Regions from separate parts of the Homo sapiens genome. Here all the other regions are linked to region 3. The links are chromatin loops, found by intact Hi-C in ENCODE. Cell type or tissue: mammary epithelial cell. All regions are shown on one strand. Region 1 overlaps LOC107985255 (a long non-coding RNA gene). Region 2 has its middle 15 kb from the start of LINC02769. Region 3 has its middle 79 kb from the start of LINC01717.

Region 1 (4,000 bases), 230 kb after region 3:
CAAAACTTAGCAATTAAATTCACTTTTATTTCTGTAATAAGAGAATATAGACTTAAAGAATTTGATGAATAAAGTCATAAGGATCCCTCCTCCAATTGATTCCATTATTGGCATTTTATAGGTAAGCTGGGTATCTTCAGGTGTGTTTCTTCCCCATGGAATTGTTTGCCCTGTGGCACTGCAAGCCTGGCACTCATTGCTCTTTAGCAAAGGGTTAAAGCAGCCATTTGTTCTCAGAGCATTTTGTTTTCCCCAAGATTTCCATTACTGCTATAAATTTTTCAGCGTGGCTTTTATGTAAATGCAGCAAGAAAGGCAAGACAGAAAAATTTATTTGTAAGCTTTAGGGGGAAAAATGAGGAATCTGAAACTGTTTATTGAAAATAAATGAATATGGAATGTAGAATGGAGGCCAAAGAAGAAATGAATATTTTGTCTAAGTACCACTTGAACAAAACCCCAGAGTAGGAGGTGGAGGCTAACATGGACTGTTTCTGGGGCAACCAAGCATACTTTTGGCTGCAGACAGGCCAAGGTCAAAATCCAAAGTCTTACTCAAAGAAGCCGTAGATCCCACTGAAAGCCAAATCCTGGGCTGGTGGTCAGAAAACTCTGAATTGGTGTGTGTCCTGAAGCAGGTCATTTGATGTCCTCGATCTGTCATAGAAACATTTCCATACCCCACCCACACTTCTGATAGGATGCTATTTTCAGTACTCCCTTGAAAGCTGAAAGTGGGTATTATTCATATCTGTATACTCAAAAACTTCACACATAGGCAGTCATTAATTCATTATGTTACATGGAAGAATTTGAGAACCTTTAAGTATGAAGTGCTTTGTCAGTACTCCGCTTTTGAATATAGGTTATATTATCATTCAGGTATGGCGACATCAACAGATCGGGAGATGACTACCAGTGGAAAGAGTTTGCTACTCACAGATCCCAAAGAAGGCGCATGCCACATTAAGGGGTAGGGACAGGTGGGGAAGGAGACATACAGGAAGGCACCAAGGTAGCTCAGGAGGCAGAGGGAATGAAGGGAAAACGTGGGCAAAAGCCTTTATTGTGGTTTCCGTGGGAAGAAATATGTGAGGCAGGATAAGGATGCTTAGGATTGGCCCATCTGAATAATTTTAATAGGTTCTGGGGAAGAAGGACTGTTCCTGTTAGTCTGGTATCTGGCCCCAGGGTGATTAGAACAGAGATAGTAGCCAGGAATGTGAGAGCCTAATAGAATAGAGGTGACTGGATTAAAGTCATGGGTTACAGAACAGTCCCTCCAGGACCAGCAAGTCCCCAAGATGTCAAAGCATAAGAAAACAAAAAGGAAGATTAATATACTTTGCATATACTCTTTTTAGGTAAACATCAAACCTATTTTACTGTATATTTTTATAGGACAAAAGTAAGGCTCAACATGATTTGAAACTGAGCCGTGGTTACATGGTAGTTGGAAGGACCAAAATTGACAACTAGGTTTCTATAAATCCAAAGGGCATGTCTTCTAGTTCTGACATGCTGCCTTCTATGTCTACTGTTTCCAGTTTGGATTGCAATATACCTCTCCTAGCTACAGGCACATAGCTAACACACACACACACACACAGACACATTCACACACACATACTCATTCACATATCAGTCTAGAATTTCTAGACTGGCAAGATAGTTCTGACAATAACCCAAACTTTAGATTCATATGGTGGAAGGGAGATTTGTATGGGAATGAGGATATTTAGCAATTAATTCTGTTTGTCACCCATATGTTGTGGACCTTGAAAGGTCATTTGGCCCACGAAGGCTGAGCACAATCCTTTCTATATAGTAGATAGTCAAATACTCTCCAAATTGACTTAGGTCTTAGTTTCCTTCCCAGTAACAGGAAGAAATTAAAATAGATATGTTTCAAGGTGATTTATATTATTAAAAATAATAATCCTCTGATATGTTACAATGCCTGAAAAACCTAATATTTTACCTGAAAGAAGACTCAACCAAAAATTATATTATCCCTGCTAGCTTATCCCCCTTCCCTGCTTATAGATCAGCAAGATTGGGTAAGCTTGGTTTCATCAGGCCAGAGTTTATGACTAAATGTGTGAGACATCCTGGGCTGTTAGGAATGAGTCACTTGGGCAGGTGGGCAGCCCGGGTGCAATCTCACCAGGAGCCCCAAAGCCTGCTTCTGTAAGAAACACTGCTACACATGCGATTACAGGAAGTAATTTGGCACTGAGCAGCCCTATTGAGTCATCACTCTTGTTCTTATACGAGACTCGATATTTCCTCTTTTTAATTAAAAAAAGAAACATGCTGGCATTCCATAAATAACATCAGTGATGCAAAAAAAGGCAAGGCACAAAGGAAGGAGAAACTGGAAGAGCCTAACCTTAGCCAGGCTTCGTCTTCCTTAAACTGTCTCCTCTGTCCTCAGCTCAGCAACACCCACAGATCACTGCTGCTGGACAGCGTCTACCCCTGCCCTTGTGGGAGCTAAAGGGATGAAGGGAGGACAAAAAAGGGGGGGACTTCTTTCAAATCTTGTGCTAATGGAAATAGAAAGAAAAAACCATTGATCATTTGAATTGGAACTTGCACTGTCTCTGTGTTACATCTTTAGGATGAGTTTGGAGACAGAGCAAAGGTTAGGAAGTGAGAAGTTGACTTTGGACTTTTTTTTTTTTTTTTTTTTTTGAGACGGAGTCTCACTCTGTCACCCAGGCTGGAGTGCAGTGGCATGATCACGGCTCACTGCAAGCTCCACCTCCTGGGTTCATGCTATTCTCCTGCTTCAGTCTCCCAAGTAGCTGGGACTACAGGTGCCCACCACCATGCCTGGCTATTTTTTTTTTTTTTTTTTTTTTTGTATTTTTAGTAGAGATGGGGTTTCACCGTGTTAGCCAGGATGGTCTCCATCTCCTGACCTCGTGATCCACCCACCTCGGCCTCCCAAAGTGCTGGGATTACAGGCATGAGCCACCGCGCCCAGCTGACTTTGGACATTTTTATTGCTGTTGAAGAGTCAATGGGGCACAATCCAGTGTAAAAAATCCCAGAGTTTTATCCTAACTTTGCCATTGTTTTTCCTTTATGACCTTGGGCCAAAACCTTCACCACTCTGAGCTTTGATTTTTATATGCATTATACAAAAGGCTAATCCTGAGTCATTCCTTTGCTCATTCTACAGTCACTCTTATGTCTTTGACTGTGTGCAAAGCACGGGGCTAAAAGTTTCCTTTAGGGAACTCAGGGTCTTGAGGGGATGGGGTACAGTCTATGAGACTTTGTGCACTTTCCTAATGTCCTAGTGAATTACTCACTCGAAAGAGGCTGTATGATTCGGAATCCCTTCCAGATTTCTTGGTCTGGGATCTGTGAGGGAGGTGACTTTGTTAATTCTCTTGGGCTCCCAGCAATGTTTTGAAATAGCAATTCATTAGATCATCTAATCTTTTAAAGTAATGAAACCTTTCTAACAATAGACTCATATGTACAATTCCAATACATAAATCCGTCAGTAATAAAGCTGCTTTGGCTGAAACTGAGGCAGAAGGTGTGGAGCTTCTTGCTTGAGCTGTCTCTGGAACACCTTCCTCTTAATCCTTTGGCACTGTAGAATACAATTTTAAAACCATTGCTTTATTACCTTTCAAAGAAATTTTCAAGTGAACAAAGTTCTCCAAAATAAATAGAGCCTTGGCACCTGAAGAAGGATGAGTTTGAGCAACATACATGGTTCTCAGCCCTTGCCCTACCTTTTGTTTCTCTGGTGTATTGGTGGAGGCCCATGTCATGTGTGAACTGATTCACAGGACCTCAAGACAAGCCAAGGGCCTAAGAACCAAATGGTAGAGGTTCAGCAGGAAAGTTGTCTCTGTGCCATGGGCAGGAGAGGCCCCATTCTGCCAGCTTAATCCTCAACTCCCACATGGTAAGAGCAAAGCAACAAAATGAAGTCTGCCTTGGTTTTATTGAGAAAATGGCCCAGGAGACATAT
Region 2 (4,000 bases), 150 kb before region 3:
GTTACATCTGGCTTGATTTCCTCCTAAGGACTCATCTGGCACAACTAGCAGCCTCTTGCTGAAAGGAGAAATATCCCTTCCTAACTTTCATGTGGAGGACCTCAGCACATCCACAGTAGAGAGCTCAGGAAAGATGCTGTGTTGGTCCTGAGAGGTTTGCACCCCCATCTGGCTTGAATCTCTGAAAACTTCCTGTCCAGCCCTATCCCTTAGGAAAATAGAGAGGGCTTTCTCTTATAAATATATTTTTTAAACAAGTAACATCCAGAAAAAGCAAACCCATCCTTCGCTTGCTATGTCAGCCCACAAGTCAAGACCTCCATCAACAATGCCTTCTTTCTAAAACAACCAAACCACAGAAGATTGCTTCTCTTTCAGAGGATGTCCTGTGATTGTGTAAGCGGCTAAAGGCTGCTGTACTTGAACGTCCAAGTACCAAGAGATGTAGCAGGGAGGGATGACAGGCAGCTTGGGCTAGGGTAGGAGTAGGTGAGGCAATACCTGAGAAATTCTGTGAGAAATTGGAGCCTCTGTAGAGAGGGTGTGGCTGAGGGAGTGGATGGGGTAGAACGCGTTTTTACTTTTCAAACACTTTTTAAAAAATTCTACTGTCAGATGACCCTATTCATTAATTCATTTTCTCCCTGAAGACTATTGAATATTTAAGCCAGGAACCTGAGATGTACCCAGCGATTTCATATCAGGTTATATCCGGCTTAATTTCCTCTTACAAGGACTCTTCTGACACAACCAGCAGCCTCTTCCGTATTCCTGGATGGCCCCATCGTTCACTGCCACAGGGACCCAGCAACCCCCTCCTCTCTGCAGCCAGTCCATATCAAGCCGACTTCTTTTCTTCCCACCGAGAAGATTTGTTATTCTCATGTACGGAGAGGGAATTTAGAGATGAATTTGCAGGTGGAAGAAACTCTCTCCTGACTCAAAAATACTTATGTAAAATTGGCTCCAAACACTAAGCCAATTTTTGTGCAAGGGCTGGGGTTTGAGCCTGGTGAAAAACCAGTCTCTTTTTTCTTTTTTTTCTTTTTTTTTTTGAGATGGAGTCTCTTTCTGTCGCCCAGACTGGAGTGCAGTGGCGCCATCTCGGCTCACTGCAAGCTCCGCCTCCCGGGTCCACGCCATTCTCCCGCCTCAGCCTCCCGAGTAGCTGGAACTACAGGCGCCCGCCACCACGCCCGGCTATTTTTTTATTATTATTTTTTTAGTAGAGACGGGGTTTCACTCAACACTTCCATGTCTTTTCCTAGAGTCAGTAAACAGTTGATCGCAAGTGGGAAGGTAAGGGCTGAGGGCCTGACTCCTAGCTCCTACTTCATGGCTCACTAGCTGAGTGATTTTGCTCAAGAAGCCTAAATTATGACTGATCATCTCGTCTTTAAAAAAGAGATAATGATGTTACAAAATTCACAGGGCCGATGTGAGAATTAAACGTGATAATATTTGTAAAAGTGTTTTATACAACACCATAAGCATAAGACATATTATTCGTGCTGGCTGGAGGCAGATGTCTTGACAGAAAATCTCTGGAGGTTGCTCCCAATATAAACATTCTATGATTCTTCCGGCCATTTAGTCAGAGTGGAGACAAATGGCTGCAGCTGCTACCCTTAGCAACCGGCCTTCTTCGCTGTAGGCTGCTGTTTGTCACAGTGACCACTAGGTGTCACCTCCTTTTAAAATCTCTCCCCCTTTCCCAAGCGAATCTAGATCCTTTCAGAAGCAAAAGGCATTGAAGACGGGGTTTAGTCAAGACTGGGGGAACTTGGAGTACTGTCTCCTCCACAGTGACAGAGGTCTTTTGCAAGGATCAAAAGGACTCTTGAATTTAAGAAACATGGATGCATTCAACACACCACCCTTTCTTGCTTGTTCTCAGCTCTCTCTCAGTACTAGTGAGATTAGACTGTTAATTCAAGTCTGTCCAGAAAAAAACTGTGGAACCATTTTGAGGGGTCTGGGAGAAGAAAACTCGCAGCTTTATCTGAACTCCTTGAGAAGAGAACAGTATGAGGAAAAGCACCTGCAAAGCCCCCTTTCTTTTTCCATAACTAGAAATGTGTCTAATCTCACTGCCAGGACCTGTTTATCAACAAGCTCCTACTCAGATTCCCTCACAACATGCCACTAGCCTGAGCTCAGAGCAAGCAATTTGGTTAAAAAGGCCATTGAGCTCTAAGGGTTTTCACTCCAAGTCAGACAGAAGGAGGCTTCAAGAGGTTCTAAAAAGAACTCTGGACTAAGAATGGGGATACTGAGGCTTTAGGCTTCAAGAGGTTCTAGAAAAAACACTGTGCTGGCGATGGGGATACTGAGGCATTGGTCCAGGCAGTCCACATGCTAGCCGCACCACCTCGGGTGAAATCACTCTTCCCCTCTGCATGTATTTCCTTCTCTGTAAAGGTAAAGATTTGAGTAAGAGGATAATTAAAATCTCCTTCAGAGGCTAAAATTCTATAAAATCACAGAGTTACGTGTGTGGGTAATGTGTCAGATACATAACATTGACATTCATCTGCTTGTTGCCTTGTCAGGACACTTGATGAGGATTCTTGCCAGTTTAAGAAACATGCATCCATTTACTTACTAAACCCCATTCTTTCCCAAGGAGTTCAGATAAAGCCATTAGTTTTCTCTTCCTGAAGCCTTCAGAATGGTTCAGTGGTTTTTCTGGAAAGATTACAACAGACAGTGATGAAAATCCACTCGTGTTCTTATTACTCAGAGGACAAGCCAAAAAGAGCGGTATGTTTAATTTATGCATGTTTCTTAAATTCAAAAGTCCTTTCATCCTTGCTAGTCTTTGCGTGTGCACTATAAACTCCTGAAGGCAGAGGCCACGTCTTCAGTCTATCCTCCTTCCTCTTCCCCCTCCATATAGACTCAATCCAGGGCTCTGTACTCTGCAGTTGTGCAGTAAATACAAATGACTCACTGACATCAATTACAGGGGAAGAAAAGACTTAGTCTAGATGAAAAGTTCTAGAGTATTCAGGTTTAGTATAATATATCAATAATAATGGCTAATCTTTATTTAACACTAATTGATAAGCAAAATAAGGACAGAGATTTGTCATCTGCATTGTTAATTGCTGTATCCAAGAGGCTATAACAGAATAATGCTTGGGACATCTAAGGCATTTGCTAAATATTTGTTAAATAAATAAATGAATGAATATTTACCATGGGTATGTTTTACACATTGCCTTGAGAGGCATTACTATTATTTTCATCCATATTAGGGGGGAAAGAACTGAAACTAAGAATATAAAAGTAACCTGCCAATTCTCATACCTACCGTGGGCAGCAGTGGGATTCATACCAGCTTGTCTGGTCCCCAAATCTACCTTATATATAAAGCTCAACACTATGAAAACAACTTATCATTTCCTTTGATAACATATCTGAGGTGAGAATATATACTTTTCTTTTGTGATGCATTAATAATTGTTTTCCCTCAAAAGAAGAGGATAGGAAAAGATGTTTTCCCAGGTCCCTAACTCCACAGAGTGAAGAGGGGAAACCTTCCATTTCTCTGGAAAGGAAGGTTCAGGAGGAGTCAATTTACAAATCTGGCACTAGGTGGCGAAAAGCAGATTAGCGTATGTGTCACTAAGGACCTGTACTAGGATTAAGCACGGATTAAGTGCTTTGTGTGTGTTGGTGAAAGGATGAATAGGGAAACCCTGGAGGCATTCATAAGAAAAAGAACTTTGGCTTATAAGAAGAGGATTGGAAATTGCCATGATGGAAGAACCCAGGCATGATTCATTTTCTTTCTATAATTCATGTGCTTGTTCTGTAGATATCTGTTGAACACCTATTTATGTCATTATTTTTCTCAGTGCTGGGGATACAGGAGTGAACAAGACAAACATCCCTGCCCATATTATGGAGCTTATGCACTCCTGGCACACCATGGATCCTAAGCAAACTCATATTTCTCCCTTAGTCCTGCTAACCAGGGTTCAGAGAACCTACT
Region 3 (4,000 bases):
AGCTTCAATCTTCTGTATATGGCTAGCCAGTTATCCCCAGCACCATTTATTGAATAGGGGGTCCTTTCTCCATTGCTTTTTTTGGTCACCTTTGTCAAAGATCAGATAGTTGTAGGTGTGTGGCCTCATTTCTGGGTTCTCTGTACTGTTCCATTGGTCTATGTGTCTGTTTTTGTACCAGTACCATGCTGTTTTGGTTACTGTAGCCCTGTAGTATAGTTTGAAGTAAAGTAATGTGATGCTTCCAGCTTTATTCTTTTTGCTTAGGATTGCCTTGGCTATGCAGGCTTTTTTTTGGTTCCATAGGAATTTAAAATCATTTTTCTCTATTTCTGTGAAGAATGTCTTTGGTAGTTTGATAGAAATAGCATTGAATCTGTAAATTGCTTTGGGCAGTATGGCCATTACAATGACATTGATTCTTCCTATTCATGAGCATCAGATGTTTTTCCATTTGTTTGTGTCTTCTCTGATTTCTTTAAGCAGTGTTTTGTAATTCTCATTGTAAGGATTTCAATGGTTAGCTATATTTCTAGGTACTTTATTATTTTTGTAGAAATTGTGAATGGGATTGCCTTCCTGATTCGGATCTTGGCTTGGCTGTTGGTGTATAGGAATGCTAGTGATTTTTGTACATTAATTTTGTATGCTGAAATTTGCTGAAGTTGTTTATCAGCTGAAGGAGCTTTTGAGCCGAGGCTATGGGGTTTTCTAGATATAGAATCATGTCATCTACAAACAGGGATAGTTTGAGTTTCTCTCTTCCTATTTGGATGCCCTTTATTTCTTTTTCTTTTTCTTTTTTTTTTTTTTTTTTGAGATGGAATCTCACTCTGTCTCTCAGGCTCGAGTGCAGTGGCATGATCTCAGCTCACTGCAACCTCCGCCTCCTGGGTTCAAGCGATTCTCCTGCCTCAGCCTCCCAAGTAGCTGGGATTACAGGTGCATGCCACCACATCTGGCTAATTTTTTATATTTTTAGTAAAGACAGGCTTTCACCATGTTGGCCAGGCTAGTCTCGAACTCATGACCTCACGTTATCTGCCCGCCTCGGTCTCCCAAAGTACTGGGATTACAGGCATAAGCCACCACACCCAGTCCCTTTATTTCTTTCTCTTGCCTGATTGCTCTGGTCAGGACTTCCAATACTATGTTGAATAGGAGTGGTGAGAGAGGGCATCCTTGCCTTGTGCTGGTTTTCAAGTGAAATGCTTCCAGATTTTGCTCATTCAGTATGATGTTGGCTGTGGGTTTGTCATACATGGCTGTTATTATTTTTAGGTATGTTCCTTCAATACCTAGTTTACTAGACTTTTAAAAAATAAAACAGTGTTGGATTTTATTGGAAGCCTTTACTCTTACACTTCTAGAGCACTTGGCCATTACAAACAGCTGTCCCACGCAGTGCCTCACTTTTCTATCTCAACATGAAGAAAGGAAACTTCTATGTATCAAATGTCTTCTGCGTGCCAGGCCCCATGCTGGGTACTTGATGATATTAGTTTCAAACATATTTAAGGTATTTTATAAGAATACATCAAATGTAAAATAACACCAATAAAAACTGAGTCAAAATGGAAATGAAAAACAAAGGCAGGAACTTAAAATATAGTCAGGAATAAGGCTAGAATGAATATTCTACAAACTTGAAGTAAGCCACAAATTTGGTTTTCAAGTTCTATAGGAGCCAATGTCACAAAAAAGGGGGAAACAACTTAATAACAATCAATGCAAAAAGGAAAACAAAAGATTACACCATTTACAACATTCATCAGATAAAAGCAAATTAGTGGCTTAGGAAAAACATGTCTCTTCTCTGGACAAAAAATGGGCAGGAGCTCTCCTGGGTTTTCTCATAAACAGAACTCTGTGTTTCATAAAGGGCAATGTCTTTAACACATCCTTGAACAAGAAACAACAAGTAGAATGTTTATTTTTGTTGAAATATGGGCTACTACTACACCGTCAGATATTGGGAGAGCCCAGTGAGGCTCTGAAGGCACAAAATTTAAGGAGACATCCACTGTCAGGGTTGTGCAAGTGCCTACTGAAATTCTGTGCCCTGGGTACCTCCCTTGCCTCCCACTAGCCCTGCCCTGTCATTATATTACTCATAGTCATATTCAGTAGGAGGAATTCTCTAAGGCTGTGGTTTACAATAGGGGATGACTTTTCTTCCAGGGAACATTTGGCAAAGACTGGAGACTTGGTCACTGCTGGGCAGATGCTACTGGCATTGAGTGGGTAGCGGTCAGGGAGACTGTTGAACATCCTACAGTGCACTTGATAGCCACTCACAGCAAAGAATTATACAGTCCAAAATATCACTAAGCCTAAGTTCAGAAACTCTGCTTTTGGCAGAGCCATACTCCTTACCTGAGCTCATGTGGTGACTTGCTGCATAGGATGATTCTGCTTTCTTATCCTCGTGGTAAATGAATCATGAGCTCTGCTGTTGTAACTTCCTAAATATCACCCCATCTTGTGTTTGGACTACTGCCATAGCCACAGTGGTAGACACTTTTAAGAGCCTACAATAGCATCCCTGCAGCAACAGCATCTTTGCTTAGAAAAGTCATATTTCACCTTGGAATAAAAGGAAGAGATCTCCTGATTTAGACGAATCATGTTGATCTATTCTTCTTTGCCAAGGATTGACTTAAGTATGAGCATTTGCCCTCTTTCTGGCCAGTGATATAAAAGGGAAGCCTGCTGGGGGACTTCTAGAAAAGATTTTGACTTCTGATAAAAGGGACAGATAGAGCTAGTGTTGCTCTCCTTTCCCTTTTTTCTACTTGAATGTGGACTCCATGTCTGGAGCTGTGGTAGCCATTTTGAGACCATGAAGTAACAAGGAAAAGGAAGGAAAGGCAAGAAGCAAAGAACATTGGAGCAAAAAGAATACACTCTTGCCACAGAGCTTTTTTGAGCTTGCAATTCCTTTTGTCTGCAATGCTCCCCCTCTACCTCCCCATGGTTAATTCCTAGTCATTCTTGACATCTCAGCTTAACCCTCATCTGTGGGAGAGCCACCTTAACCTCCCTGACTCTGTCTGAACTTGTTAGAGGTTCATAGCATCATGTAAGCTTCCTTCACAGCATTTGCCAAGGTTGCGATTTCTCATGTGTTTGTGGTATGACTTGATTTTTTTTTTTTTGTCTTCCTGACTAGACTCCAAGCTACATGACAACTGAAACTATCACAATATCTCTAGTCCCTGATATTTAGATGCTAGATAAGCAATACTATTTTCTTATTTTTTTCTTTTCCTTTTTTGAATGAAAAAGCTTAAATTGTCTGGAAGTTAGAATGTCTTCAATATTTTAAGCCATCTTCCCGGAAAGTATTTTGCTCGACAGAATGTTTAATAAATAGTGAGTGAGTATGAGTTCAAAATGATTCTTCCTGGAAAATAACTAAAACCCAGATATTCTGTGTGGCCAATTAAATAGAAATTCTTATGACATAAGAGGACATTGAGCTGGGGCATGCAGGAATAACTTCCTTTCTGAAAGCTGAGGGGCCTGCAAGGAGAATACCTAAAAGGAAGCCATTCCACCTGTCATCAGGTGAGCTGAGAGAATGCCACAGGCAGAACCAAGATTCTCAGCAGAAAGTCATTTTGAATGCTTCAATCACCAGGCTAATGGGTGAATGAAGCCCTGAAGACATACAGCATATAACATGGCTAAAAATCCCAGTGCTTAACATGGAGGATTTTGTTTAATCTTCACAAAAAGTAACATAATCATATGAGGTAGGTATGCTTATCTCTATTTTACAGAAGAGCAGGCTCTGCTGATAAGACAAAGAGGCAGCTTTGGAACTGAGGCTTGTCTAACTCCTCCGCTAATATTCTTTCCTTTATACCAGTGGTTCTCAAACTTGACTGACATTGGGATCACTTGGGGAATTTTGGGTTCCATGCTAAAAAATTTGTGTTTAACTTTTTAGGAATTTAAAAAGATCCCTCCAGGTGATTCCACTGTGCAGCCAGGG

What was found. Peaks named below come from ENCODE experiments on the same cell type or tissue, not always from the same donor. Only the 100,000 strongest peaks of a DNase experiment are listed, where the experiment ranks them.
Region 1: it touches region 3 in a loop (8-fold over the local background); 2 of 110 quality-filtered maps call a loop at or near these places.
Region 2: a loop joins it to region 3, with 5 times the contacts of the local background. A loop is called at or near these places in 2 of 110 quality-filtered maps.

What each region holds. Positions count from the first base shown.
Region 1 is chr1:209,037,353-209,041,352 of GRCh38, forward strand. All of the region lies in intron 1 of LOC107985255 (a long non-coding RNA gene), which reads right to left. Among named protein-coding and RNA genes, the nearest start is that of LINC01774, 67 kb to the left of the region's middle. In mammary epithelial cell, no CTCF peak of the experiment used is centred here; DNase peaks (open chromatin) are centred at 1,599 and 2,159; H3K27ac peaks cover 2,375 bases.
Region 2 is chr1:208,650,816-208,654,815 of GRCh38, forward strand. No RefSeq gene overlaps it. Among named protein-coding and RNA genes, the nearest start is that of LINC02769, 15 kb to the left of the region's middle. RefSeq lists a silencer at 1,544-1,730. In mammary epithelial cell, CTCF peaks have their summits at 1,673 (motif pointing right) and 3,596 (motif pointing right); a DNase peak (open chromatin) is centred at 1,676.
Region 3 is chr1:208,805,492-208,809,491 of GRCh38, forward strand. No RefSeq gene overlaps it. Among named protein-coding and RNA genes, the nearest start is that of LINC01717, 79 kb to the left of the region's middle. In mammary epithelial cell, no CTCF peak of the experiment used is centred here; DNase peaks (open chromatin) are centred at 2,110, 2,430 and 3,060; H3K27ac peaks cover 2,476 bases.